Regions from separate parts of the Mus musculus genome. Here regions 2, 3, 4, 5, 6 and 7 are each linked to region 1. Evidence: chromatin loops called from intact Hi-C (ENCODE). Cell type or tissue: left cerebral cortex. All regions are shown on one strand. Region 1 has its middle 28 kb from the start of Gm46411. Region 2 holds the start of Lncbate6 (a long non-coding RNA gene). Region 3 has its middle 19 kb from the start of Gm40914. Region 4 has its middle 17 kb from the start of Gm31600. Region 5 overlaps Rreb1 (ras responsive element binding protein 1). Region 6 holds the start of AI463229 (a long non-coding RNA gene). Region 7 overlaps Rreb1 (ras responsive element binding protein 1).

Region 1 (4,000 bases):
TGGGAGAGAAACTGCAAGAGGTTGGGGGCGGGGTGAAGCGCCTGCTCTTTAATCTCCGGCCCCATCCTCTAACTCGCCCCACCTGGATGCAGGGCGAGGACCGCGTACAGAAGGAACTGTGCGGCTGGGACATCACTTTCAGATTCAGGGGGAGCAGCGCTGGATCTGGGGTCCACCGTCACCACACTACCCTCTCTCGGGCCTCCTAGGCGTCCCCCCAAGCTCCTCTCTGCATCTCTACCTCTGTTAAAATAGTGAAACAAACCCTGTTGTAAAGTGATGGAAAGCCTCGGGCTGAGAGCCACTGGCAGTGAGGGGTTGGAGGGGAGGGGGCACGGTGGCTGGAGCTAGTGGCCACCAGTGAGCGCTGGGTGGGTCGGAATTGCGCTCAGCTGTAGCGGCCGAGACCCTTCCCCTCCGGCTGCCGGGCCCGCCCCTGGCCCCGGGCGCCTAGGGAGGGCGTGGGGCAAACTTGGGGCTGCTGTAGGGGGTGAGGTGGGAACTCCACCTCCACTCATCCCGGGATAGTGGCAACTGCGGTTGCCTAGCTAAAACTGGGGCGGGGGTGACGACAGGGACAGCCGGGTACCGCGGTCCTCCCGACTCCCCCAGCTCGTTCAGCCGCGGCTGCTGCGGCAGCTCTGTAACACGTCCCCAGGAGACTCGCAGGAGCAACACGTGATGTGTCTACTTATCAGGGTGAGAGGGGGAGAGCGAGTCTCCGAGTGTGCGGGTGAGGAAGCGGGGCGGGGGGCCGAGGCGGGGGCCGGGAAGACGGCTAGGGCAACGGGGTCGCCAGCTCCTCGCCCACCTCCCTCCCTATGGGAGAAGAGGAGGAGGGGAAGTGACTGCGGAGTTGATGAACTTTGCACATCCAGAAACGCCATTTTGATTCCTTTTCCGGAACAAGTTTGCATCTCTCCTCGTTCTCTCCCCGAAGCCCACCGGTCCTCACCGCATCATGCCTGGGAGCCCAGCACCCTGCCGGGCCGTAAGTACGCGTCCCGGGTCCCCCGCTTGCGGCACTCCGGTGGTTGCGAGATGCCCGGGGCATTGCCGGAGCGACCTTTTAAAGAACTTTTTGGGGATGGGGAGGGTGAAGTGTGCAGAGCGCGGTGTACTTCTGAAACTCGGCGTTTGGCAGAAAGGACCCGCGCACCCTGGCAGCATGCGCTCGGTTGGGGCTGTGGGGTAGGGGAGCCGGGATGAGCTGGGCAGCCCTCTCCCCTCGGGCTGCGCGCCCGGCCGCTCCTCCTCCTCCTCCTCCCCTTCCTCCGCTCCTTTCCCCTTCCCGAGCTGCCGGCTCTGCCAACCAGCTCCCAGCGCGAGCCGCCGCAGCGCCCCGCCAGCAGGACCTGATGCGCATCCATATTAGCCGTCCGAGCGCAGGAATCCGGCCCGACCCGCGCCGCCGAGTTTATTTTTAACCAGCCCTGCCGGGACTCGGATGGTGCGCGCACCGCGGGCCAGAAACATCTTCCCAGCGCTGCTCTCCATCTTCCGCCCTCTCTCCCCCGACATCCTCCCCCCCATGTGGGAGGGGAAACTTTTCTCCTACATACTTTCTAGTCCCTCTCGGGTCGGGAAGCACGGAGATGACGGAGCCAGCCCGCCGCCGCAAGGTATCCGGGGGTGCCCACCCGGGGTGCAGGCGCGGGGGCCGTGCGTTCGGGGCTGCTCGGTGGGAGCATCCGCCGCGCCCTGCTCTGCGGACTTTGATCCTCCCGGGCGGACGGCGCCGACCGGGAGGGGCGGCAGGCAGCCCCGAGCCCTCTGCGAGTTCCCGGCTGGCGGCGGGGCTGTGAGCGACCACCGTCGCTGGGAAGGAGGGGAGGCGGCGACCCGGGCCGCGCCGACGCGTATTGTTGGTGACTCCGAGGCTGGCTGGGTACGAGCTTTGGGGGAGCCCCCGACGTGGGGCGAGCCTGCATCGCGGAGGGGGGGCTCGCGCCCGGCGCCGTCACGAGCACAGGAAGGAGGCCGGGAGCATCCGAGGCGGGGCCGGCGCCCGCCCCACCGCCCAGCTGTGGAGCGCGCTCGGAAACTTTTGTCCGCCACCCGCTGGACCAATTTTTCTGGAGTTCTGAGGCTTCGCTTTTTCCTCACACCCCGGCCTGCCCAGCCGAAAGAGGGGGTTGGGGGAAGCCGGTGTCCCCCGGGGAGGGGGCACCGACGACTTCGAGAGGCACGGGCCCCCCCATCAGGCCCAGCTCCCCGCGCCCCCTCCCCGTTCGCGGTCTCTTAGGAAACTGCGACCTTAATGGTTGCTAAGGAGCAGGGGAGGTCCTTCCCGTCGCCGGCCCCCTCCCTGGGAGGCGGTGTGTTTTCTGTACAGGGCTAGGGTCGCATCGAGGATGTGACCCGCTCTCTGGCCCGGGGTGAGTGCGGGGCGCGGCTACGGTGCCTGCGGGCAGCCGGCCGAGGTCTAGGGGCGTGGGGACCCCACTGGGCTCGGGCTCGACCGCTTGACAGGCGCCGCGTGTTGCTAGCTGCCCTCGTCCGCGGTGCATCCGTGATGGGTTATAAAAGAGGAGGAAAGTTATTTTTCCTTGCTCAGCAGATTTGCCCTCCCTCGTTCCTTACTGGTTAAGAGATAGAACGTGAGCCCAGATCCGGACGAGCAGTTCACATTCCATTACGAAATTCTACACGGCTTCAGAGCCAGCAGCAGCACTCATTCGGGGCATTTCGGAGGAGATTTTCTTCTTTGGGGGATGCTGGTAGTGGTGGTGGTGGCGGAGACCGATACAGGGTGAATAAAAAGCAACTTTTGTCGGGGTGTCGAAAACCTTACCCTCAGGTTTCCATTGTTAGACTGCTCAACACTGGGTCTCGTTTTCGAGTTAGAGCTAAGCATATCCTTGTGAAAGCCTATGGGAAGAAAGTTGGTTAAATAAAGATGTTGGGAGTTGGCAAAGTATTCTTGCAAATGATTCTGCAAAGGCTCACTTGTTGCTTGTGCATCCCTTGGTTGTGAGATTCCTTTTTCAGATAATATGGTGGTCTGTGTCTGCGTGCGAGTTGTTGTGCAATAGATAATTGGAGTGGAAGGTGGAGAAATGAGAACAGCCATGAAAAGAATGTGTTGATGGCTTTTAACATCCTCTAGGTTTGATGCTTTCATGAGCAGGCAGGTATAGTTTGTAATTTAACCCGGAAGTCTGAGTTGGAGGCTAAGGTCTTGGTTAAAACTCTTAAGAAAATTCTGTACGTAAGCCCTAAAAGAATCCATAGTTTCTTCGGAAAGAGTTCAGTATACTCTTAAAACACGTGCAAGGGTGGACTCGTTTTAGAGGTTTAGAGTTGCTGTTTGTTTGTTTTTACCTCTGCCCATTGGGGTACCTACTGATGGGTCTTCCTTTGATGTATTTGGTTACAGTGAATTAAACATTTGAATGGCTCTAATCAAGTTTTAAATGTGTGAAAAAAAAACCCTCCCCAATTTTTACAAAAGAAAGGGAGAGAGGGGTACTTTGATTTAATTATTTTCCCGTTCTCCATTTATTTTTGGGTTAAGTTGCACTGTCTCCATCTTACAACATACTTTTACGGTAAGATGGCTGGCTGTCTTTTCAGCATGTTTTGTTTTTTAAGAAATGCTTTACTCACTTAAGAAATGCTGTTGATGCTCAGTGGTACATGGAATATTATTCTCGGCCGTTTCCCTGGATACCGCATTATTCCTCATCAGAAACTCAGACAGCATAACCCTTGCCGTGGACGTGATGGGGAACGTTTGCCTGACTCAGCTGGTTACAGGTGGTGCATTCATTCCTAACCATTTACATCATCAAGCAAGTGACCTTTTGATGGAAGGGGCCTTTATTTTAGATTTCTTCAGACAGAACCATCTGAGAGAGATTATTTGCATCCAGTACAGGTAGGAAGGGGAGGGGAATGCAGTGTGTTAGTCCTCATCTGATCAACAGCTGTTTATTGCTTTTCTGCCCCTAAGTCAGGCACTAGGTAGCAGCTGTTAGCAAACAGCTTCTGGGTTGCT
Region 2 (4,000 bases), 290 kb before region 1:
ATAGGAGATGTAGCCCAGGAAAGTACATGCCTACCACCTTCGGGACCCTAGGCTGAACCCTTAACACTGTAAAAATAATAATAATAATAATAAATTTTAAATATTAAAATGAATCAGAAGCCAGGCATGGTGGTACATGCCTTTAAACTTAGCACTTGGGAGGCAGAGACGGTAAATCTCTCTGAGTTTGAGGCCAGCCTGGTTTACATAGTGAGCTCTAGGCTCCTCAAGGCTACAGAGCAAGATCACATCTCAAAAGACACAAAAAATAAACCACAGTAATCCTTTGCGTTTGCTGTCTTGCTTTATAACTGCATTGTCTGATATGAGCGTATTTGTAACTGCAGGTAACAGAACACTGAAAATTAGAGTCCTTGGAGAAATAGCAGCCACCTAACTCAGTTAGCCAATGAGAGCATGTAACAAGGGTACCAAGTCAACTGGGGCAGGACTGGCCTTCACCTTCAACACCACTCAGTGTTCGTATCTCTCACTGCGCAACGAGTTTTGTTTGGTTTTTCATTTAAGAAAAGCAGACTTGAGGGACCTGGGGAAACAGCTCAGTATGTAAAGTGCTTGCACGATCCCCTGCACCCCCATAAGAGCTAAGTGCAGTGCTGCGCCTGTGATCCCAGGACTGGGGATGAAGAGGCAGCGGGATCATTGGGGCTTGTTCCCAAGGTCTGTCAAAAATGGAGCTCCAGATTCACTGAGAGGCCCTCTCTCTAAAAAGTAAGGAGGATGGAGCTGAAGGTTTTGAGCATCAGCTGCTCATCCAGAGGACCTGGGTCCAAGTCCCAGCATCCAACATGGATGCTCACAACCATCTGTAATTCTAGTTCTTGGAGATCCAATGTCCTCTCCTGGCCTTCAGGGTCATCAGGAATGTATGTGATGCAAAGACACTCGAGCATGCAAAACACCCATATATATAACAATAAGTGTGTGTGTGTGTATGTGTGTGTGTGTGTGTGTGTGTGTGTTTTAATGAGGAAAGTAGTTGAAGAAGATGCTCAGTGTCACTCTCAGCTCCCCAGGCACTAACACATATGCAGAGGGACACACACCTGTGCTTGCACACAGAGAAGTAGATCTGAATATATGAGTGCCCACCGGTGGCCAGCCAGGGATGCTCTCTGCAGCCACACCTCAGTACAATGATCACAGCATGGGACATGGATGCCACTGGGGTCCATTCTGAAGGACAGCTCTGTTTCCTGCCTCTGGCCAGCATCTGTGGTCAGGCAAAGCTACGAGGAAATACAATGAAGGTCAGTTTAACAAAGACCCCAGTGTGGGTGAAATTTAACACCACAGGAGACAGACTGTGGGAGGAGGAAGAGGAGCCCAGAGCCCCAGGCTCTGTGGAAGAAATGGGGAAGGGTCAGAGAGGGAACTGGAAAGAAGCCTGATCCCACTGCAACCTCTACAGCCAGACTGCTGGAGACTTCCGAAAATGAGGCACACCAGGCACAGACAGTGGTAAGTGCTTGCCATTCTAGCTCCTTGGTATCCCGAGACTAGAAGAGGAGGAGGAGGAGGAGGAGGAGGAGGAGGAGGAGGAGGAGGAGGAGGAGGAGGAGGTGTCCAGCGTTCAGAGTTTAGGACCAGCCTACTTTTTTTACACAGTAAAAAAGTCTCTCTAAAAATATGTGTGAACATACACCACACACACACATGAGAGAGAGAGAGAGAGAGAGAGAGAGAGAGAGAGAGAGAGAGAGAAATACAGATACACAGAGACAGACAGACAGACAGAAAGCCAGAGAGAAAGAGAATGACACCCACTGCCCCGGGGGGAGGGACATCTGGCCACAGTAGGTCCTTTTCCAATGAGTGACATTTCCTTGACGTGTCTGAGCTGACAAATGCTCTGCCACAGAACCTGACAATGGAGCAGACTCCTCCTCCGAGGAGCGGATGCCCTCCCTGGCAACTGGTGGTTTTGGCTCTCACAGGTCTGGGGGAAACCACAAGGCTAGTTTCTGTTTAGTTCAGGCTACCGCTAGGTGGAGAGGGTGGCTCTCTTCCTGGCTTTTTCAGCCCCTGGTACATGCTGTCACAGGAGAAGCTTAGAGCCAGGATAGGGGCTATCTATCCCTTGGTCACGAATGTCTTGAAGACTGGAAAGGTTTTAATTTATATTTCCTCTACCCTTACTCCCCCTCCCCGCCCCCCAAGAAGCTTTTCTGGAGCAAATAAGGCCACATCGCATCAGTGTCCTGAGGAAGAGTCATGCAGATTGGGTGTACTCAGACCATAGACCCTCCAGGCATGTGGGAGTCGGGGGTGGGCAGAAGATGGGCAAGCCAGGAGTGTTTGCAGGCTGGGTGGGAGGGCATGTTAAGGGTGATCGGAGCATGAGGTCAGCTGCAGCTGATAGAGGCTGCTGGCAAGAATTGCTCTCCCACTCACCCTCATCGGTTGCCCATGGAGGCTGGGTGGTTTTGATGCACCCAATCAGCTGGTGGATCCATGTTATGGCCCCCTTCTTCTGGCATCACACTCATCTCTCTTTCATACTTCCTTGTACCCTGGCTTCCTCTTATCCCTCCCATACCTATGTGCACCCCCTCCTCCAATCTCCTTCCTTAGCCCCCGTGTCCTTGCGAAATAGGAACACACTGATGGTTGAGTGCACCCTGCAGCTGGCTCAAGGCTCCCCACCCTAATGGAGGACAAGCTACCTGTTGACCCCTATATCCTGATCTAACTTTCTGATACTTTGTTAGCTCGGCGTGAGGGCACCCAGAATAAAGTGAAACGTCACATAGGTCATATGCAGTTTTTCAGAAGCAAGTGGAGAACTGCCTTTCCTTTCTACCAAGTTTGGTTGTCAACCCTGATGCTGCTGTTAGCAGGATTGTGGACGTAATGGCTGCAGCTTGGGCAATCATTTTGACCTACGCAGTATGTGTCCAAGGGTATTTGCATGGCCCCGCCCCCATCACTTCAAGTCACTAATGAGTCTTTGAGAGACTCATTTGACCACAACCATAGTCTTTGGTCAGGAAGAACTTCGATCTAGTTGAAATGAGTCTCACCAAGTTTCACACCGTCTTGTTGCAGAGATTACAGTGCCCTGACATTTTACCCGCTTGGCTAGGCCGGGCCCATTGTGCCGATGTTCCTGCTTCTAGTCGCTTTCAGGCACAGCCCACAGCAGCACATTGCTCTGTGCCTTGCATCATGGGCCTCTCACCGTCTGCCCCGGGGCTTCCCTGTTGTGGAAGATCAAGGCGCCGTGGGACCCACTACCTAAGCAGGTACACTGAGTTCAGGTCAGACTTGTGGGGCCATGGGCAAGTGGACAGAGAAGGAGGCTGGCTGCTTCATGGGTGGCCGAGCACAGCACAGATGCCCCTGCAACTATTTCCTGGTCTGGCCTCCTCTCTCAGGAGAGAGCAGACTAAGTGTGCACGCAGACTCTGCCTATCATAACGTCAATCTGAGGAAGACTTGACCAGGCAGACAAATTTTCCTTCTCCGTGCTACTGTGGCAAGCCCCAGGGCTTTTTCTGGTGGTCTCACATGAAGCAAAGCAATTAGTTTTACTCATGAGAAGCTGAGGCTAGCCCGGTAATCATCCCCTTTTTTTATCCAGCATCCTGGACACTCCTACTAGCTTTCAGAGCTCTGCCGATTCCATAAACTTAAGACAGGGAGACGTATGGAGAACTGAAGGAACCCCATGCTGAAGAAGCCCCCTCCCTCCAAGAGAGCAATATTCGCTGTTAAGTGGAAGCTGCTGCTCTTTAGGGCTCTCTTACCTGAAGTCTTATCCTGCTGCAGATACACATCTCTTGGCTGCGAGTCCCAGAGCCCTCTCTACCCTGTTATTAAAATACTTCTCTTCCCTTTCATTCCAATTTCACTTTTCCTGGCTTGGCTGTATGAGGATCCATACAACATTCCTCCCAGGAAAGTCTAAGGGGCATAATTATCCCTCGACTTGCCACCCCTGCCTCCTGCACTTGCAGCCATGAAGAAAGGAAGAGGA
Region 3 (4,000 bases), 360 kb before region 1:
GGATCTCTGCATGGTGTCATTCCTAGGAACACAGAAGGTGGGAGCTTTCCCACAAGACTGGAGGATAGCCCTTGCCCCAGGAGTAAAGAGATGTTCACACTCTTAGGGAGTGGTCCCTTGTGTGTTTTTCTCCCCTGAAGCCTCCCACTGGCCCTCTGGAAGGGCAGAAAGGAAAGAGATTGCTATCAGAACCAGAGGGGCTAAAGAGAATTACTGAGAAAGGGAGTAAAGAAAATATATATGGGGAGCAGGGGGTAGCCGAGGGGCTGTAATCTGTAGTTGACAGTGAGAGAGACAATGAGACCCAGATATAGCTGAAGGCTCAACCTGAGGAGAGAAAGGAGTCTAGGCAGGGAACTAGAGAGGTGAGTAAAGAGATGACTCCCCCTCACTCGAAAGTCTCTGCCAGGTTGATTTGTGGCAACAGTTCGCCCTTCACCACCCTGGGAACTCTTCCGTGTATATATATTTGTTGCCAAGCAAGAAGTCAGAGGTCTGGGTTATATGTCCCTGTCATCAGCCGAGGAGAGCCAGGGACAGGGCTCCATCTGTAGCATCCAGGTTCTTCTTGCACACTTCTACCTGGTACAGTAGGGGCCCTTGACTTTGCACAGAGAATTTCAGCCTGAGCCGGTACGAAGCAGAGTTGGAGTTTATTCAGAAGAAAAATATTAACACAGATTTCAGCACAGGGGCTGAAGAAAGAGGGTCATCTGGGGACAGATGGGACACACCCAGGAATGGGTGGGGGCTTCTTAAGGGACAGTGTTGCTTAAATGTCCAGCAATAGCAGTCTATAGTATTTGGGTAGCTTTTGGAATTACGTTGCTCAGAGGGATTTCTTTATCTCCGTATAGATCATGAGATTACAGAGGGGCTCTGCAGGTGCCTGGGACAGGGCTGCAATCCATTAAGGCAAGGCATGGGACTAAGGTTGTACAAGAAAGCAAAGGCATATCTTTTAGGTAAATGAAGGGACTGGGACGATCCTTGGGAGAGTCCTGGAAAACTGCAAGCTTGTAACTGAGAAAGGACTAGTGAATATATACTGGAATATAAGTGAATATACTGGAGGTCATATATGCATTGCCCTTAAACATGATGTTCCGACATTTTAACGGTCTTCTTTGAAATATATATAAAGTACATAAAGGTAACACTGTCTCTGTGTAGGCGGCCCCCCCACCCCACCCCAACAGTAAATGTCAATCCTGTTGGGATCCTTGGCTTTAGGCTGTTGAGAGACATTCCCATACCATTCAGTTCCCTGTCGTCTTCTCTCCTTTCTCCTCTCTGCGTTCACTCAAGGAAAGCCTAGAGGCGAGTGGGCAGGGAGCTTCTCCCAGTGCCCATCAAGATCTCTCCGCCACAGGCACACTGGCAGAGACTCTGTCCCGGTGCTTTGCCATCAGTCTTCTTGGTCCCACAGTGCCGCTTTACGCACCTGTGACTCTTGGGCCCTCAATAAAAACGGAGTAAGAGTAACCCAGATGGAACGTCATATCTCAGGGTTATTGATAGGAAATTAGATACTGATAGCTTAGAGGGTAGATATCTGCCCAGCCCTAGTGTTTTAAAGGTTTATTATAACTATATATATAAAAAAAAAGATTATAAACTTGCCAGTTTAAATAGATCTAAGTCCTTTGCATCGGATGGTATTTTCCACTTAACTCTCCTCTGGGGGGCGCTGGAGTCTAGTTAACCCCAGGAAAGCTGGCAAGTATCTGGCATCTGGCCTCTTCTGGTTTCGTGACAAAGGTGTACCCGTTGAAAGAGCAAGGCAAACAGGCCGCTTTGCCAATGGGGTGGAGATAAGGAAGGGGCAGGCCCCTCTGAGTCTTTACGTGCACGCAGTGGGCAAAAGTGGGGAGGCCTTCCTGGGAGCCAACAGAGTTCCACAGGGAGAATCTGCTGGGAACTGGAGCCCCTGCCTCATATGGCCTGACCCCCTACCTCCCACCCTCTTTTCGGGGCTGCTCTCTTGGCCTGAATTAAACTCTCGGTGTGGAAATCTGTTAGGGAACAAGATAAATGCCAAGAAGGCAAGAGAGGAGAAACACAGGGTAAAATGACAGGGAGGATTCTGCAGCCTCCCAGCGCTCCCAACTTGGGGCTCAAGCACACATCGCCACCCTCCCCTGCAGCCCACACCAGCAGGCTGGGGTGAAGACCTGAGGAAGAAGATAGGCCAAACAGAGGCTGGAAGCTGCCCTGGAAGAGAGAGGCCAGGCCCAGAGTCTTGAGAATGTTTTCTTTTCGGGGAGATGCTTCGAGGCGTGCAAAAGTGAACAGTGACAGCTTGCAGGAGCCCGGGCAGTCAGGGCTCAGCAGACAACCCTCTGAAGGGGGCGTGGGGTGGGGATGCTGGCTGGCTGTGGCAGCATCGGGCGGGTCACTGCACAAAATGGTTTTTATAGCTCTATTTGGCTTCACAGTCCTCAAACATAGACAAGCTGGAGGGCGGGTGGTTTTAAGATCCACTTGTGTGCCATTAAAGCACCCAGATGGGAATTCTAAGGGTTTCTGTACTCCCAGCTTCTTAAGCAACAATAGGAAAAAGCCCAGAAAAACAAACACAGTCGGAACATCAGGTTTTCTTTGTTTCCACTTAAAAAAAAAAAAAAAAAAAAAAAAAAAAAACCAAACACCCTCCCCAGGCACGTGCACCTTCCACCAAAATGTGGCATTGACTTTTAAAATACAAACAAAAGGCAGCAGAAACTGTGGGTGGAAAAGAAAAAAAAAGAGCTGTGCTATCCTGGGATGTTCCAGCTCCACTTCTACTGTGGAAGCCAGAACAGAGATCTTCCATACGGACTGCAGAAGCATGGAAAAATCCGAGCCACCATGTTCTGTAGATGTCTCATGAAGCATTCGCAGACAGCATCTCAGGTCATCCACGTTCACTTTTAGATCAGCTAAAGGGTATGCCAGATTAGCAAACACAACTGCAAAATTCGGGGTCCCAGAGACAAGAGGAACCCTTCCCCGCTATGAATTATGACCCTTGCTTGCAGAGTCTACAACTGTCCTGATGTCTGATTGCAGCCAAAGGCCAGACTACCCAGGAGCATGCAGTGACATGCAGGTTCAGGAGCTGCCTGTATGGGAAGGTGTCAGCAAACAACCTCGCATCTGGGTCCTACTTCATGGCTCTACAGAGCCAAGCCTCGAAGATGCTGAGCAAGGGGAGTAACAGATGTTCTCTCTCTCTCTCTCTCTCTCTCTCTCTCTCTCACACACACACACACACACACACACACACACACACACATGCACACACATACACACAAAAGATCCATAACACTGAAACATTTGACAATATTCAGCAGCCATGTCCTGAAGTCTGGAGAAGCCAGCTTCCTTTGGTGATGAACAGCAGTGTGGAAGTGTAAGCTGAATAAGCCCTTTCCTCTCTAACTTGCTTCTTGGTCATGATGCTTTGTGCAGGAATAGAAACCCTGACTAAGACAGTGTGAACCAGTGTTTCTATTTGCTTCACTGTCCCATCACCTAGTTTTGGGCATCCCCTAGACAATCACCTAGTTTGGGGGCAGATGCTCTTGGCTGACCCTTGGCCTTTCAGATAGATCCTCGGATTCTGGGTGTCGTCTTCTTTGGAGGTATATGGTTTAAAGTGAGAGGAGGAGAGGAAACCGTTTTTTAAAAAGCCACTCTTAGTCAGTGAGGAAAGAAGCTACCTGCACCACAGACAGTTTAATCCAGAGTTGGCGGTGGACAGAAGACCCTTGCACTTGTCTCTGGGAAGCTGCCGGGCCACTATCAAAGGTTCTGTTGCTGGAGCTTAGTCATGGCCTCATATCTAGCACCCCGTGGAACCACAGCTAGAGGACACATGGTGAAGATCTGTTCAGCTGTGTATAACTCTACACAGGGCTTCTCTTCTCCCCTAGACAATCCTTTAGTGCTTGGTTTATGACCCCCTCATCTTTCCCATTGTCAGGGGCTGAGACCGTTGTCCAGAAATCCAAAGAGC
Region 4 (4,000 bases), 49 kb before region 1:
CACACACTTATAACCATACACATGCATACTCAAATGTGTGCACACCCATGAACACATACACATGCATGCACATGTGCACACAAGTTCCAATGCACACACACAAACAAATGAAGGCCTTTTTTTTTTTTTTACATCATAAAAAGTGCACATTCTAATTTCTACTGGGTGACTTGCAGGTCCCTTCCAGCATTGAAGATGGACAGGTCTTGTGATAAAGCTACTGTACTTTATAACAAATAAACTGGATTTAAACTGCCTAACTCAGCATTTATCAAACTTCCTCATTTTATGGACCAGTGGGAGGGAAAGCCAGTGAAATGAAAACTTAATGTCAGGATGTCAGCAAGCAGAAGCCATGGGAGATGTGCAGTTAAACCTAAGATGTTAAAACTAGTGCATTTGGAATGGATAAGATGTGGTATAATGACCTCTGACACGACCCACTCACCCACCCACCCTGTGAGTATCACTTATGGCATACTGAGGATCTTTGGGACAACTCTGGAAAGCCACACTCTGGTCCCAGGCTTTCAAAATTATTTCCAGGGGAAAAGTATAGAGGTATTTCCCAGTAGGAAATGAATTGACTGAGTTAAAGAGTAATTTCCAGGTATACATCAGAAGGAACTGTCCAGCTGGCCTCGGTGATCATGCACATCTCTTTAAATTAAGATGGCATGTAATTAAACCATTCAGCTTATTGACAAACCTCTCCATGAAGCAGTTTACTTTCACTTGAAATGACCCTTTTGCTTCCGAAGATTCCCCACACCCAGAGTGACTCAACTTCATAACACCACCATTAAATCTCTAGCTTTACAGGCAAGCGGCTGAGGCGTAGAGCGCCAGTTACTCTGCAGTGAGTCAGATCAAGTATGAGTGGCGGGTAGGAGACTTAGAAGCCAGCTTGGCTTCCAAGGCCTGGGTGTGGTTGATAACTTGGGCTCTTCCGGTGCCTTTGCTCAAGTGAGTGAATATGGTCCAGGCCTCCAGTTTACACCCTTCTTCCTCCTGGCTGGACCACCCCACCCCGACCTGGGGCGACCTCCCCTGGGGGCCTGACTTTAAGAACTTTAGGTATCATCCCAAACTGGCCCAGGATCTCTACACATCAGTGTAGCCCCCTCAGACATTTCTGATTTCATCTTCCTTGAAGCACCCCCCGTGGCTGATGGGACTAGAGGGTGCCTCATGCTGTCCTCTGAGCCCTTAACAAGCATCAGGTGACCAATGATCTCTTCACCTACACAGTAGCATCCGCCCCACAGACCGGATCACACCGCTGCCTCCTTCTTCACCTTGGTCTGTCTTTAGAAGAGGTGGGCGTGGAGGGTGGCGGTGATGGGGTCGGGTGGAGAACAATTTAACAATTTATGCGAGCTGGACCGCGGTTACCGAAGCACTGCCTCGGACTGCAAGATGCTCGCTGCTGGGGACCGCCTCGCGCGGTCCTCTCCCTAGTTATCCACCCTACACAGTTTCACAGGCTTTGCCGCCATCCTTCCTCCCTCTTCCTCCCTAGGAGCCTAGCAGTAACCGCCTGGCGGGCCGATGAGAGTACCGCGCGTTCTCCTCAAGGCCTCGGTGCGCGTAGGTGCTCCCTGTAATGTAACTACGATGAAGTTGTGTCATTTCCCATATCCCTTCCCCAATCGCCCGCATCCCTCGACCCTGGCAACGCGCAGCCCCCGCCAGGGCCTGGTGACGCGGGGGAGGGGCGCGCGGCGCAGGCAAAGTTGCTGAGTTGCGGGGCAGGCTCAGAAGTTGCAGCTGCGAAGGCTGCTTCCCTCCCCCTTCCTGGACTCGGCGGCTTGGATCGCACACCCAGTGGTCATCGCCCGCTACCTGCCCTCGCCAGAACCAGGCTGCATCCCCTCCCCGCGCCCACGAGAAACCCAGGTTTCCAGAGCAGTCCGGCTGGGGGGCGGGCGCACTCCATCTCTGCGTTCCGCCTGGGGGAGAGGGGGTGGGGGCGGGGTCCCCTTCACCCATGGGTCCCTGAGCCCTACGTAGGGAGGGAAGCGGGTATGCAAACGGGAGTCAATGGGCGTCCCCACACCCTCTCGTTAAGGGGCTTTACCCGGGGCGAGAGGGGGGCAAGGAGGGGGGATGGGGAGACGAGCGAAGAGGCTCGGCCTGGGACTGAAGTTGCCAACAGGTGCTCATGAGCTCATGTGACCGGGAGGAAGCACACGCAGGAGTAGAGGGTGAAGGGGGTGGGGAGCGGGCTTTCTCAGGGTCCCCCGCAGTGACAGCCACCCAGTGCACCCTCCAGCCGTGGTCCAGGGAGTGTTCGCGGGTGGCTCCTCCAAGCGCGGGCGCTCTCGCGGCCTGCCTGGGAGTAGGAGAAAGAGGAGGGGGAGGGAAGGGATGCGAAAGTGGGTCAGGAATGTGACTGGATGCACACCCCTCCCGTGGCCGCCCGAGGCAGCCAGCTTCCAGCCTTGGAAAGCGAGTCATTTGCTGTTGTGGCTCCCCAGTATTATAAGTGGACGGTTACCAGGGGATCCCGAGGGATGTGTTTCTCTGTGAGCCATTGGGAAGAAAAACTTAGTTGCCTCAGTAACCGGGTTTGGCTTGGATGAAATGATGCAGTGAACGTTGTAGGTGAGCCTGGCCGTGGAGAAGACTACAGTTGAGCTTAGGAGGCCAGAATGGAAAGCTGAGGAGGAGGTGGGGCTCTGCTGTGTTCCGTGTTTGCTTTTTCACTGCCTCAGAGGACATCAGTTTACCACAGTTCTTAGCAGTAGCTAAGTAGAGCAAAGGTTTGAAGTTGATACCCTCGAGTTGAAAGGAACAAGGGACAGTCACACTTTTGCTTTTGGGGAAAGCCTGAGAAACAAACATTAAAGGGCCTTTATTAAAGGGGGAAGACGGGGGCGGGGTGGTGTCCAGTCCTCTCAAAGCAGAAGCTGTTGAGTTCCCTCCTGGGCCCTGGAGCGGCTCACACCCCAAGCACGTGATGAGGAAGGGAGAACGGAGGTTTGAAAGTGATGGGCTTTGGGGTTGAAGGCAGAGGAGACAAGAAAAGAAAAAGGAAAGGAGGTGGGTTGCGGGGGGGGGGGCGGGGAGGAGGAGGAGAAGAAAGGCACGCTGTACCTGCAGAAGGGAGACTTATTGTTAGCTGAGTTTGTTAACTCAGACTTGTCTTGAATACTTCCTGGTTTCTGCCCCATTTTCCTTCCATCTGGCTTTGCCCAGTGGACCAGAGTCACAGGAGGAGGGACAGGAGTGAGGAACCCAAGTGCTGAGAAATCCATAGTAGCACCACCCTCAGAGTTAGGTCACCCAGGAACTTGGGAATTCGTGTCAAGTTCCATTTATTGCCAAAGAAGCCCACGTGGGTCAGGATGGAGCTTGCTTTGGAAGAGTATGCCTGGGAAGTTGAGCTGAATATGATAGCACATGCCTGGGAGGTGAACAAGGATCAGGAGTTCAAGGCCACCTCGTCTCAAGAAGCAAAAACAAACCGGGGGGAAAAATCGTTATAAATTGCATCATATTCTAAACATGTAAAAGGAGGTTGATTATTTTGTTGTGAAGACTTTTGTAGAGATTTTATTCACACACACACACCAAAATAGGGTTTAATTTTTACTGGCTGGAGAGTATAAGAAAGGGTTGAAGTAACCCTGGTTGGCCTGAAACTTTCAAAGTAGACCAGGCTAGCTTGTCACTTGTAGCAATCTTCTTAGCTCTGTTTTCCAAGCTCTGAGATTACAGATATGCCACCATGACATCCAGCTCTATTATTCACTTCTATTAATGCTGGAGATTAAATCCAGGGTCTTGCAGATCTCAGCACAGTCTGTCATTTAGCCATACTGCCAGCCCAGATTATTATTATTTTGCCTAGGTGACCTTGGCTGTATTGTCTCATGAGTAGAATGGCAATCTTGGTAGTCATTGGAATAGCCAGCCTCTATTCAAGTAAAAGGATTTTCTAAATTTAATTTTATGCATACGAGTGTGTTTGTCTACATGCATGTATGTGTACCAC
Region 5 (4,000 bases), 120 kb after region 1:
GTCCTTCTTAATCACAACTCTGCTTGACCTGTCCGGGTATTATGCTCCTGTGCTGATGTGTGCCTCCTCCCTCGGCCCTTACAGAGTAATTAACGCTGCTCCGTTCCTTTTCTGCCCGCTGCCCCCATCACCTTCTGTATTTACTCAAGTCCTCTATTTAATACACTTCCATGGTCTAACTGCTAGAGTTTGCTAGCCCTACCAAAACACACCGTACAAAAAAGTAAGCTGCCTCAGGCCACTTGGTAGCAGTAGCAGGGAGGGCATTGCACACACAGGCTTCAGGCTCCGTGGGTGTTGAAAGTTAGCGTTTGCCCATTTCTGGGATCCAAGCCAGCCTCTAATGTGTTCATCTAGGGTTGCAGTTGTCTCTCGTGACTTCTCAAACTTTGGTGGGATGGAGTGCTGTGTAGTTTGGAGAGTGGCACCCTGAACCTAGGAGTCAGTGTGGATAGAGTGACAGTCATTGATTCCAACCCCTGACCCCCTTGTCCTGACCTCAGTGTTGACACATCACAGTGGACTGGCTATCTGGGAGAGCTGACCCCAGTGGGTAAGACACCTTTACCCTTCCCACCACACTGCTTATTCAGACCAGTGAGAGCAATGGAATGCCTTGGGCTTGCTGGGTCCTTCTGCCCAGGTTAGACCCTCTTGTTCGGGCAAGAATGCCACAGCTGGTTTGCTAACCACACTGCACCCCCAACCCCCAACTTCTATTTCCACACAATTCCCTAGGATCTGGGAGTGAGGACAGGTAGCCTGCAATGGTTGAGTCCCTGTGAGCTAAGCCTGATCCGCTTCCCAAGCGGCTGGAAGCCCAAGGCACTGCAGCAGCTGTCTTTGCCACAGACCATCCTGATAATGTTTAACCATCATTGCCACAGTACCCATTAGACTGGAACATTTTCTTACAGCCTGCTTTACAGAAAGGTCCTGTGATTCTCCCCAAACCAGTTCAAAAGGGAAGGCAGCTGACAGGGGGGGGGGTGCTTTGGGGTGGGAACCCATGTCCTCAGAAGAGTCTCAGGCACTGTACCCTGCTCATCCAGGAGGCTGTTCACAGGAACTCTGCTGACGCCAGAGCTCGGTCAGAATTTATGGTTTGAGCTTAGCTTTGGCACAAGTGTTAGCCTGTGGGCGTATTTATTTTTTAAGTTTACAATTACAGGTTTTCTTTTTCCAAGGCCCTGCCCCAGAAGTTATATAGATTTTCTTAAAGGCACAAAGCCTCTTAGAAAAGAACTATCAAAGAGAGAAGTGTTTGGTTTAATTGTAGATACAGCCCATGGTGAGAGAGAGAGAGGACAGGCTGAGGTGGGAGAAAAAAAAAAACAGAACAGGAGACCTAGGAATTGAGGGAGGGGTTTGAGAAATTTACAACCCAAGGCAGTGCGATACTGGCTGGGGGTAGAGGAACAGGTTTTTTTTGGTTTGGTTTGGTTTTCTGGTTTTAGCCTAGGACTGTGGTTAAACTCAGGATGACCTTGAACTTGTGAACCTCCTGCTCATAGCTCTGGAGTGCTCACAGGAGAATGTCACCCCAACTCCAAGTCCATCAGCTTGGGGTGACGAGCACTCTACCAACTGAACTATCTTCTCCATCCCAAACAGACTTTGTTTTAAAGAGACGGGAAATGACCAGAAGTACTGAAGCTTTAGAGGTTCAGTTTATATGCAAAGATTGAATTCCTTTTAAATCCCTAAACATGTTTTATAATGTCAGTGTCACTTTTCCAACCACATGAGGTCTTCCATGAAAATGTACCCCAGATTTCCTCCTGTACCCGATGCTAAAAATACTAAGGCGGGGACAGTTTTCCCTTCTAGGGTTGTATTAAATATTCAGTTTTACACTGAGACGCTTTCCTCTGCGTGGCAGATGTGGCCTACTCTACTCTTGAATGTTCTTGGTTCTTATTCAGGGGATGCGTGGAGGAGCCATTCCATTGGTAGGCACCTGGACCAGACCTTTTACAATATAAACATGAATTTTTTTTATGTATTTTATATGTGTGAGTGCTCTGTCTGCATGTACACCTACCTGCATGACAGAAGAGAGCATCAAATACCATTACAGATGATTGTGAGCCATTGTGTGGTTGCTGAGAATTGAACTCTGACCAGGCAGCCAGTGATCTTAAACTACATTTCATTTGTAGGAAGGAAGCGATCCTTAACTGTGGAGATGACCAACAAAATATGTGGGGTTTTTTGAGGACAAGCCATAATAGGACCTGCCCATTCAAGTTGACTAGTCACTCTCTTGTATGAGAGGAGGTTAAGTCTATTGTTCCCAAGAATCATAAACCAGGTCACAGGCTATCCTGCTAAAACACTCCCCCCTAGTGGAAGTCTGGAGTGCAACCAAGCTACCTTTGTTCTTTGTACACAGAAAGACCTTATCCACCCACCCTCAGAATGGAATTGTGAATGGGACAGTTCAGACTGGGGGCATGCACTTGGCTTTGGTTTCAGAATTCATTTTTATTTTCATAAGTCTATCATTTTAAATACATTCTCTCCAGTTCAAACAGCCTATGTGCTGGGTTAGTCCAGGGCTGAAATGGAAGAAACACAAATTTGAGAGACTAGTCTAGGATGCATAGCAAGCTCCATTTTCAAAAGCAGAAGATGTTTTTGCTGAGAACCCAATAATAGGAACAGCCAGGGTAAAAAGTAGGAAAAAAGTAGAATTAACCACAAAGTAACCTTATTTTTAAACTGGACTTGGCTTATTCTGAAAAATACTTGCCACACAAACTTGAGGACCTGAGTTCAATCCCTAACCTAACAACCGTTAAAAACAGAAAGGAAGGAAGGAAGGAAGGAAGACAGACAGACAGACATGTGTTAGCTCACGCCGAAAATCCCACCACTGTGGGAACAAGATGAAAGAGGACTGAAGCTTGCTGGCCATCCATTCTGTCCAATCAGCAAGTTTCAGGTTAGTTGAGAGACTCTGTCTCAATAAATAAGTAAATAAATAAATAAATAGAAAGTAATTGAGGAAGACCCAAGGTAGATAGTGACCTCTGATTTCCAAACACACGTGCACACAAGACACATCCATGCACACACAGAATTGCTCACAAAGTAAGCAATCTGAGCATCCTGTGTGTCAGTTGTAGTCTAAAGTAAATCGAAATCCATCCCATAGACACTCACTGTGATTCCAGAAAAAGAGCAGAGATGTTTTCCTCTGAGCATAAACGGGTGATGTGGGTGGGAATGTCCCCACTTGATTGCAGGGATGCCCTAAGCAGGTGTGAGGTATAAGTGTCATGTCTGAGGCGGCTCCTTTTCCCCATCTGAGACCTGCCTTGATGGCACATGACAGAGTGAGCACGTGACACTAAGGAGGAATGACAGGCATGTGAGTGGCCTTCTGGCTTATTCTACCACAGCCCGGAAAAGTCTCAGATTAGCTGCATGCATTTCAGCTGCCTCGGGCAGTGGTGAGAGATGTGGCGCTCCTAGGGCACACCTGTGCTTGCCTTGAAGCGGTGACTCTTCTCTGTGGAGCTCAGAGGAAGCACTGAGCACCCTTAGAAAACCGGACATTAAGTCCTCAGCCAGCTTCCATTTCATTGTTAAAATCATTAAGTCTTTGTTCAACCCTGTTAAAGAAAGGGTAATGTTCCTGGTACTGTTTGTGGGGTTTTTCCCATGTGGGCTTGTTCTCCTTCCTTCCTTCCTTCCTTCCTTCCTTCCTTCCTTGCTTCTTCCCTCCCTCCCTCCCTCCCTCCCTTCCTTCCTTCCTCATAGCCTGGGCTAGCCTTGAACTTACTGTGGAGCCCAGCCTGGCTTCAAACTCCTACCTACTTTAGTTTCTGAAGGTCTGAGATCGCAGGTGTGCACCAATATGCCTGGCCTTGGTGTCATCGATGTTGGCCATGGTTCCCTCTTTTTAAGGTCACTGAAAGCTGGTGGACTTCCCATGTCTGTTTCGCTATGGGGGGTGGGGGGGGTGTAGACAAGTGAGATCAAGAAATCACTG
Region 6 (4,000 bases), 160 kb before region 1:
TTCCCAGGAGCCAGAGTCAGTACAGATAGATCCTATCAGTGCTATCATTTACAGCAGTGTCCACCCCAACCCAGCAATCAGTGCTCACACAAATATATCTGCCATTCCCTGCATCTACCATCTTGACTCCCACCCTACTCATTCTCAGAGAACCTACTCCCAGTGATAAGCCAGAGACCAGAAGCTCACCCTAGGCTCACATTTGCTAGCTCCCAATGGTTAGAACCATAAGGGCACCCATCTTAAGACTTCCTGAAATATGGCCAAGAAAATGAGTCAACAGATAAAGGAGCTTGCCACCAAGGTCTGAAGACCCAAGTTCAATTCCCAGGACCCACCCTCGGGGTAGAGCAAGGGAACTAACTCCCACAAGTTGTCCTCTGACATTTGTCCTGTGGCATACCACCTACACACACACACACACACACACACACACACACACACACGGAGTCATTTTCAAAGAACTCCTGAAAGAGCCCATCTTGACAGTGAGTACTGAGTCCCTCCCTGGAGAATATTGAGTGCTTTGCTAAAGACTACTACAGGCCTTCCTGGGAATATTGGGTCCATCACTGGCAAACACTGGGTATCTTGCTGGGGAGTAGCCTAAGGCTGTGGTGAGGTGGAGGACTCATGGGCACCATGGCAACCGCAATCCTCATACAGGCCCAAGTCATAAGAGAGAGAGGCCTTGGAAAGAAGCCTCCTGTCAAGAAAGAGGAATGAGGTTGACCTACCCAAGAGGTGAGAGAGCAGGTCAGGGAGTGAGGAGCTCCTAGAGAGGCCTCCAGTTCCCATGACGTCAGCCTCACCTTCCTTCCATGTTTCCTGAGTTCCCCGACACCATCAACAGATCCCATTTCTACTCCGGCTAAGGGAGTTTTTGTTCCTCGCCACCAACCCATTCTTGACGGAGATATCTTTCCACACAGCTGCTTTGTCTGCACCGCCCACTTCCCATTCTACCCTTCTGCGGGAATCTGTTTGCCCGTGACTATTGATACAGTCACACAGCACACAGAGCCTCGTTCTTCCCTTGAACAAATGCTGCCTGGCCTTGTCCCAAAGACAACAACCGGCAGCTCATGACTTAATCACACAACAGGTGAGCCGCGCCGTGCCAGCACTTACACCAACTTGTCTCTGACCCACTGGAATTCTTTGCCGGCTGGAGTTCCCCAGCAACAGTCCTGACCGTGTGGATTAATCTGTGGCACAACGAAGAAGTGTGTGGCACCTGTGGCCTCCAGCAGCGGGATGCATTCCAGCTGTAAGGGCAGAGCCCTGCGTAGGAGGAAGCACCGGCGAGAAGGGTTCCACGAGCCCTCAGAAGGGGCACATTCTGTCTCCTCTGGACAAGGGTTAACCACATTCTGAACCAAGCTCCCGTCTGCTACAAGTCAGCCTTTCTGCCTTTCGCTTTGGTAAAAGTGACCTTCCTCCAAGGTTTAGTAAGACTTTGACTAGAACCAGCCGTCTGTGGTTCTAAACTACTGCGCAGAACTGGACGTCCCAACCACGAACAGTTCTAGAGCTGTCTGTGCAGTCCTGCTCTCTGGGAATATGAAGGATTCTTGCACCTCGCTCTTTTCCCTCGCTCTTCCTCTTTCCTTCCACTCTGTTCCTATCTACATCTCTCCTCTCCTCTCCTCTCCTCTCCTCTCCTCTCCTCTCCTCTCCTCTCCTCTCCTCTCCTCTCCTCTCCTCTCCTCTCCTCTCCTCTCTCCTCTTCTCCTCTCTTCTCCTCCCCCTCCCCCTCCCTCCTTCCATCTTTCTTTTCTTCTCTCTCTCTCCCTCCCTCCCTCCCCCTCCTTCTCCCTCCCCCCTCCCTTGTCCAGTACTCATTTCCAGCTCTCACCTCCTCAGCTTGATGAAGGGAAGTACTTGATGGCACAGAGCTCACGAGTCCTTTTGGGAACACTTCCAAACAGGACGGACACACTGTGCCGAGGACTCTGCTCTAACAAGTGACAGCTACTTTTTCCCTTTGGATAAGGCCCACGGTTCTGACAGGCTTCAGGATGCCCCCCCTGCCTGTCCTTCCTTGAAGCTTGCTCTTTCAAGGGCCACTGTTTGCAATGGAGACTGGCACTCTACCTTAGAAAGACCAAGAGCATGTTCTTTTGGTTCAATCTTTTTTTTTATTTTATTTTAATTTTTCACTTTTAACTGATTTGTTAAACCATAAGGACTGTGCACACTTATAGGGCACCATATGGTGTTTGGTACATGCACACACTTGGTAATATTTAAAATAGGATAAGCATATCCTTTTTTCTTTTTTGTGGTGCCGGAGATGATCAAGCTCACATCCTGCACTTGCTAAACCGGCCCTCAGCCCATTTCCTTATAGTGAAACCGTTCCAAATGCCTTCTTGAGAGACTTTATACAATGCACCATTGTTTCCTCTAGCCACCCTACCACCTTGCTCCTAACCAACTGTGGCTCAGGACCCATTGAGCAATGTGTGTCCTTTATGCTGATTGGTCCAGAAATGGTAGTCACCCCAAGAACGCCACTCCTCACAGGACACCTTTTCATTCAAGCCTTGCTGTTGTTTTGTTGTTTAGGTAGTGGGGAGGTCTCATGATGCAGCCCTGGTTGGCCTGGAATTCGCTAGGTAGACAAGGTTGACTTTGAACTCACAGAGCTGTCTGCCTGTCTCTTGAGTGCTGGGATTAAAGGCATGCACCACTCCACCCAGCCAGGGTGACATGTTTTAATGAAATATTAGTATTTATTTAGTGTGTATCTGATTGTATCCCCCCTTAACCATTTCTTATCCTTTAACCCAGCCTTCCTAGAAGACTTTTGTACTTTCATGTCATTTTTTTTAATGATTCCTGAGTTTAATTAGGGTTGCTTTTGTGAGCATGGGTATGGTGACTCCCCTTTCTCCAGCAGCCATTAACTGCCAATAAACCCTCATTAGAGAATGTGGCCTTATAATTGTGTACAGGGGCCACTGGAGACTAAAGATGCTGGAATCTGGTACTGTACTGGTTCTGGAATTACAGTATCTGTGAGCTGCTCACCTATGAATGCTGGGAACTGAACTGCAGTCCTCTGTAAGAGCATCAAGCAGTCTGAGTTGCTGAGCCATGCCTCCAGCCCTAACGTCGTCCTTCTATGAAGAACCCAACCCCCAGTGATGGCTTTAATCCACTCATGATGGTGGTTCCTCCATGGCTTTCTATTTGGCCTCACCTCCCATCATGATTTTATTGGAAATGAGTTTTCATCTAGCATGTGACCTCTGGGGGTGGGGGGTGCATTCAAATCATGACACTTGTCATACTTCATTTTCAAAGGATCAAATTGGGTCCTGCTACCAAAGGGAGTGAGAAGCCACAGGCACACTTAGCCTCAGTGGCTCATTGCCCAAGTACCACTCTGCCTCTCTTCTTACCTTCCGCATCCTTGAACTATGCAACAATCCCTGGTTCGTAAATACACTAATTACTTTGTTCATCTTGTATGCTTCACAGAGTTCCCTCTGTGATGGTAAGGTTGCCTTTGTCAGTTTTGGTTACAGACTTCTTTTACTAAATAAATTCACTGTCTTTATGATGAAAATATCTACAAGAAAAAAAATTTTTAAAACCGTAGGTAGGTTAGCTTTTCATTACTAAACATGTGTTGAAAATAAACAGCCATAAGGAAAAAGAGTTTTGCTTTAATAAGTTCTAGAAGTTTCACTCTGTGACTGATTAGCCACACAGGACATCATGATGGAAACAAGTGAAAAAGAGAGAAAGGAGGACCAGGGACACACTATCCTGGTCAGGGACATACGCACAAAGACTCTAAAACCCATCTCTTAATGTCTCTACAAGCTTTTAACAGCGCCACACTGGAGACCAAGTCTTTACCCATGAGCCTCCAAGGTCATTTCATTTACACCTATAGCAATGGTGTGTACATGCCTACTATTTAAACAATCCCAACAATCGTTTTTTTAATTTAGTTTTTAATATCCCAAGGCCTCTTAAGAATATG
Region 7 (4,000 bases), 69 kb after region 1:
TTTAACAAGATAGATAAGGGGGCAGAGGGCACATAATTCTCAGTTCATCTGTGAGATCATGTAGTGTACAGTGACTTCCCCGCCAGTTTCTTGTTGGTATAATGTAGTCACACTACTCCTTGTTTGGAGACAAGGTGGTGGTCTCAGAGCATCTGTGAGCGGCATGGACAGGACAAACCGGTGGGGCTTTGGTGAACTAATGGCTGTTCTTATGCAGACTACTCTCTGAGAACATCTATGATGACCTTTGACAAACGCTCAGGTTTTTAGCTCAATGTGCCCTCTAGGAGGTGGAGTAACAGTTCTACGTTCCCTGCAGCATGTAAGTGTGCATGCCTCCGTTCCTCACCTCAAGCCTGAGGCCTCGACAGAGCTCAGGAATGTTTTATAGGCTTGGAGCATTGATAACTCTCTTTCTCTCTCTCTCTCTCCCCCCTGCCTTCGTGTGCCTCTCTTCCTGTGGGTGCCTGAGAAAATACTCAGCCTGAGCACAGAAGGAACACTAGCCCTGGGAAGAAAAGGTTTATTTCCACTCTCATATGCCTGTCTGTCCATCTCTCCATCTGTCTCACTGTCTATCAACTCATTTAACAATAGGCCTAGCTTCTATTTCCATTAGCTACTCTGCCAACTATGAGATGTCAGGTCATTCGTTGTCTTCCTCATCCTTCTCTGCTTTACCAAGAATGAATGGAACATGGGCAAGAACTTTTCCTTAAATAGCACAGCGCGGCATAGCTGCCCCAAGTCCAGGCTCTGGTTCCTTCCCCTACGGAGACAGTTAGGGTCATTCCTTCTGCCTCTGGATCTGGAGGTGAAGAAATGAGTGTGCAGTGTAAGCAAGTGAGCCACTTTCTACCTACCCCTTTCTCCTCAGGGATCCAATAGAGTTGGATCTTTGTGTTTAGAAGGGAGGCCTAGGCCAGAGGTAGCCTGCTAAATACAGCACCAAATTCAAGAAAACAAAACACAGTGCATAGACAGCTCAGGATGTGAAGAAGTGGCCTTCTTACCTGACAACTGGACAGGGAGAGTAGAATGGAGGGAGCCTTGGGGAAGGTTGCATCCATGTGACCATAGCATTCCAGGAGAGATTAGCCACAGCCGGATGCTGACAAGGGTGCCAGATTGTTTCATTATGGACTGGTAAGTTATCACATTAGCTGCTAATTTTATCTCTCAGCTCAGGAAGTTTGTTTCTCTCACCAGCGTGACTGTAATAACTGGGCTCAGAAGCCTTTAGCCTGAGCCGTTTCCATCATCACAATGCTCTTTTGCTATTCTGTTCACCTTTAAAAGTTAGTAAATCTGCTTCCACAGACCACCACGGTTTGTGAACTTACATTACAGCCTACACGACAGCGCTGCCAGCTTCAAGCTTGGCAGAGGTTAATGATCAACCCCAGAGTCAATATCAGTCAGCCCTGTGTGCCTCCACACAATGTGTGCCTGGTGTCTACTTCAAGGTGACCACAAGATGATTTCATTAAAATATGTCTCCTCAAGTGACTGGCCACTTGGATGTCTAGAGGTTATTTTGAGACAAGGTCTCACAGTTTTGCCAGACTAACATGAACCTTGAAGGCTCAAGCAATCCCCTGCCTCAGTCTTCTCAGGGACTAAAGCCAGTATCTGGCTGAGGTTTTTTTCTCTTCTTTTTTTAAATGCACACTAATACAATGTACTGTTGAATCTTTTCCTTATATAAAAAAATCTACATAGTATTGTTAGTCTGATGAATGGATTAAAATACCTCAGAGCTTGACTTTTCACTGGAAGTCTTGACCTGTGAGGCATCCTCTTATTGTGCCTGGGAGAGAACTAGAAGTGTACTAGAAGATAACTGGGTGAAGCCAGATTCCTTTTTTTTTTTTTTTTTTTTTTATGTCTCTGGGATCTTCCTTAGAATCTGAGACAGAATGCTTGACTGGCCTAGTTCTCTGACCCACTTCCACAACCAGAAAGGTGCTTACACTGAGACTCGAGAGAGCTTCAAACAAGACATCCCCACACATACATCCATCTGGTTCATGGTGCCATTTGTTTTCACAGTCTTTAGGATACCTTATTCTCATAACCTCTCATGAACATCACAAGGGTATTGCTTTTCTGTGCCTCAGGGTCAGACTTATAACTGTATCATGGTTTGGGTGTGGGCCTTTGAACAGTTAGTCTGAGGATTAAGCTGGTGTCAATACTTCATTGTTCTCTGTTTGGAGCAAGTCCCTTGTCCCTCTGCACTCTAAAGTTTCCTTTTCCAGAAAATGGGATCCCTAATAAGTGGCCATCTCCTAGGGATTACGGAGGGAAAAAAAACAAGCCTGATGTTGCTATAAATTGACTGATCAACATGTGATCAACAATTAGTCTTAACAGTGGAGAGGCAAAAACACAGTCAAATGAGTTCAGATGAGAAGAATCTCCTCAGAGATATCCAAGACCAGAAAAGGATGTGGAGGTTGGCCAGAGCATCCAGCCACTCTTCCTCCCTGGCCTCTGACTTTATTTAGCACTAACATCTCCCCTAAATGCTTTCTCTTGACTGGACTTGCCACAGTGTGAGCTCTGCATCCAGGTCTACATGAGTGCTCACGACCGTCTGGTCTAGCCATCAGTGTCTTCCGCGGAGATTTTAAGACAAACAGATCTCAAGAGTTCCCCCCAGTCCTGGTCTAGCATGTTGAGAGTCTAGCAGTTGGTATTGTACAGAGCTCCTGGATGATCCTGCTGGTTTTGAAAGCCTGGTGACATAATATTCAGCCATCATAATTCCTGATCGCTTCCCAGGGATGAGTCCAGTGCATTTTAGGAACAGAGACTCATGTCAAAACTCGTGTCTGAGTTTTGTGTGAGTTAGGAGGTAATATTGGTCATTCCTTGTGATTTCCCAGGAATTAGTTGGCAGGAGGAACTTTTAACAAGTGTCAGTGAAAGAAGTTTGCCTTTTTTGTAGGAAGGTAAGAATATATTGCTTGAAGGAAGCTTGTCCTGTATGTTTTGAAGAAAAATAAAGTGAGCCACCTAACCAAACAGTGAGCTGGGTTTTTGTTCTGGTTTTTGGTTTTTTTGTCACCTCGTGTAGAATCTTGAGTCTGGGCTGTCATGCTGACTGGCTTTGCTGAGGTCAGAGCTCTTCTTGTTCTCTATTTATGGGCACTGCCAAAAAGATGCTAGCTTTATGGGCAGAGCCTTGTTAGACCCCTGAGAGTTACTGCTGGGGCACCAAGGAAGCCTTCCACTGGTGGGATTGACTTTCCTGTTGTATCTCTTTCCCTCTATTATGTTTCTGAGGGTGCTTGAGACCTGTGATCCTAGCACATGGAAGGTCATGGCAAGAAAATGGAGATAAGGAAAGCCTAGGCTACTGAAAGGGTTTCAGGCCAACCTGGGCTGCATGGGGCAGCAACAAACACATACAACAAAAGACAATGGTATTGGAGCTGGGGTATAAGTGATAAACACCTGGTGCCCCATCTGTGCAGAGCACCATGGCTCTGTCTCCTCTTCACCCATCAATGTGGTCTTAGCACAGTATAGCCAGTGTCGATTTTCCCACTTATAAACAAGGAAACTGAGGGCAGATTGGGGAGTGACCTGCACAAACACCTGGACAGGCTCCAGTGTAATGACTGCAGCTGCTTAGACCCAGCTCTAATTCATGGGCTTATGACAGAAGTGGAAGACACCAGTTCAGTGTGATGGGAAAATCATCCCCTGTTTTATCCTTGTTTTAGGAAACGAAAGAGGAGAAGTCTTCCTACAACTGTCCCCTATGTGAAAAGATTTGCACCACCCAGCACCAGCTGACCATGCACATCCGTCAGGTTTGCCCCTACTTTTGTATTGTTTTTCACTAACAGGATGATTTTATTTTAATTAAATTGAATTGTCTAGTAAATTATAAGCTATGTTTAAAATTTAGTGTTTTAGCAATCTTGGGTAATTATGGAGTGATTTTTGCATAGTCACGTTTCTATGATAGTCTAAGACAGAATGTCCA

The links. Peaks named below come from ENCODE experiments on the same cell type or tissue, not always from the same donor. Only the 100,000 strongest peaks of a DNase experiment are listed, where the experiment ranks them.
Region 2: a loop joins it to region 1, with 2.5 times the contacts of the local background. A loop is called at or near these places in 7 of 42 quality-filtered maps.
Region 3: a loop joins it to region 1, with 2.1 times the contacts of the local background. A loop is called at or near these places in 7 of 42 quality-filtered maps.
Region 4: a loop joins it to region 1, with 2.0 times the contacts of the local background. A loop is called at or near these places in 4 of 42 quality-filtered maps.
Region 5: it touches region 1 in a loop (2.4-fold over the local background); 11 of 42 quality-filtered maps call a loop at or near these places.
Region 6: it touches region 1 in a loop (2.0-fold over the local background); 2 of 42 quality-filtered maps call a loop at or near these places.
Region 7: a loop joins it to region 1, with 1.8 times the contacts of the local background. A loop is called at or near these places in 3 of 42 quality-filtered maps.

Annotation. Positions count from the first base shown.
Region 1 is chr13:37,825,354-37,829,353 of GRCm38, forward strand. It overlaps a transcript of Rreb1 not described here. Among named protein-coding and RNA genes, the nearest start is that of Gm46411, 28 kb to the left of the region's middle. In left cerebral cortex, a CTCF peak has its summit at 2,145; DNase peaks (open chromatin) are centred at 615, 1,350, 1,935 and 2,581; H3K4me3 peaks cover 2,902 bases; H3K27ac peaks cover 2,423 bases.
Region 2 is chr13:37,539,927-37,543,926 of GRCm38, forward strand. It overlaps Lncbate6 (a long non-coding RNA gene), which reads left to right and starts at 210. Exons shown (of 3, transcript XR_382205.2): 1 at 210-1,482; 2 at 3,070-3,266. In left cerebral cortex, a CTCF peak has its summit at 2,010; a DNase peak (open chromatin) is centred at 1,968.
Region 3 is chr13:37,466,205-37,470,204 of GRCm38, forward strand. No RefSeq gene overlaps it. Among named protein-coding and RNA genes, the nearest start is that of Gm40914, 19 kb to the right of the region's middle. In left cerebral cortex, a CTCF peak has its summit at 1,687 (motif pointing right); DNase peaks (open chromatin) are centred at 1,720, 2,072, 2,414 and 2,787; H3K27ac peaks cover 1,070 bases.
Region 4 is chr13:37,776,659-37,780,658 of GRCm38, forward strand. It overlaps a transcript of Rreb1 not described here. Among named protein-coding and RNA genes, the nearest start is that of Gm31600, 17 kb to the left of the region's middle. In left cerebral cortex, a CTCF peak has its summit at 1,557; DNase peaks (open chromatin) are centred at 871, 1,624, 2,485 and 2,880; H3K4me3 peaks cover 1,607 bases; H3K27ac peaks cover 1,342 bases.
Region 5 is chr13:37,942,192-37,946,191 of GRCm38, forward strand. The region is part of intron 10 of Rreb1 (ras responsive element binding protein 1); the gene reads left to right. Among named protein-coding and RNA genes, the nearest start is that of Gm52041, 22 kb to the right of the region's middle. In left cerebral cortex, a CTCF peak has its summit at 2,339 (motif pointing left); a DNase peak (open chromatin) is centred at 2,363.
Region 6 is chr13:37,665,640-37,669,639 of GRCm38, forward strand. It overlaps AI463229 (a long non-coding RNA gene), which reads right to left and starts at 2,096. Exons shown (of 3, transcript XR_382206.3): 1 at 1,859-2,096. In left cerebral cortex, no CTCF peak of the experiment used is centred here; a DNase peak (open chromatin) is centred at 2,259.
Region 7 is chr13:37,894,678-37,898,677 of GRCm38, forward strand. It overlaps Rreb1 (ras responsive element binding protein 1), which reads left to right. Exons shown (of 12, transcript NM_001177869.1): 4 at 3,735-3,824. Among named protein-coding and RNA genes, the nearest start is that of Rreb1, 7.8 kb to the left of the region's middle. In left cerebral cortex, no CTCF peak of the experiment used is centred here; a DNase peak (open chromatin) is centred at 1,988.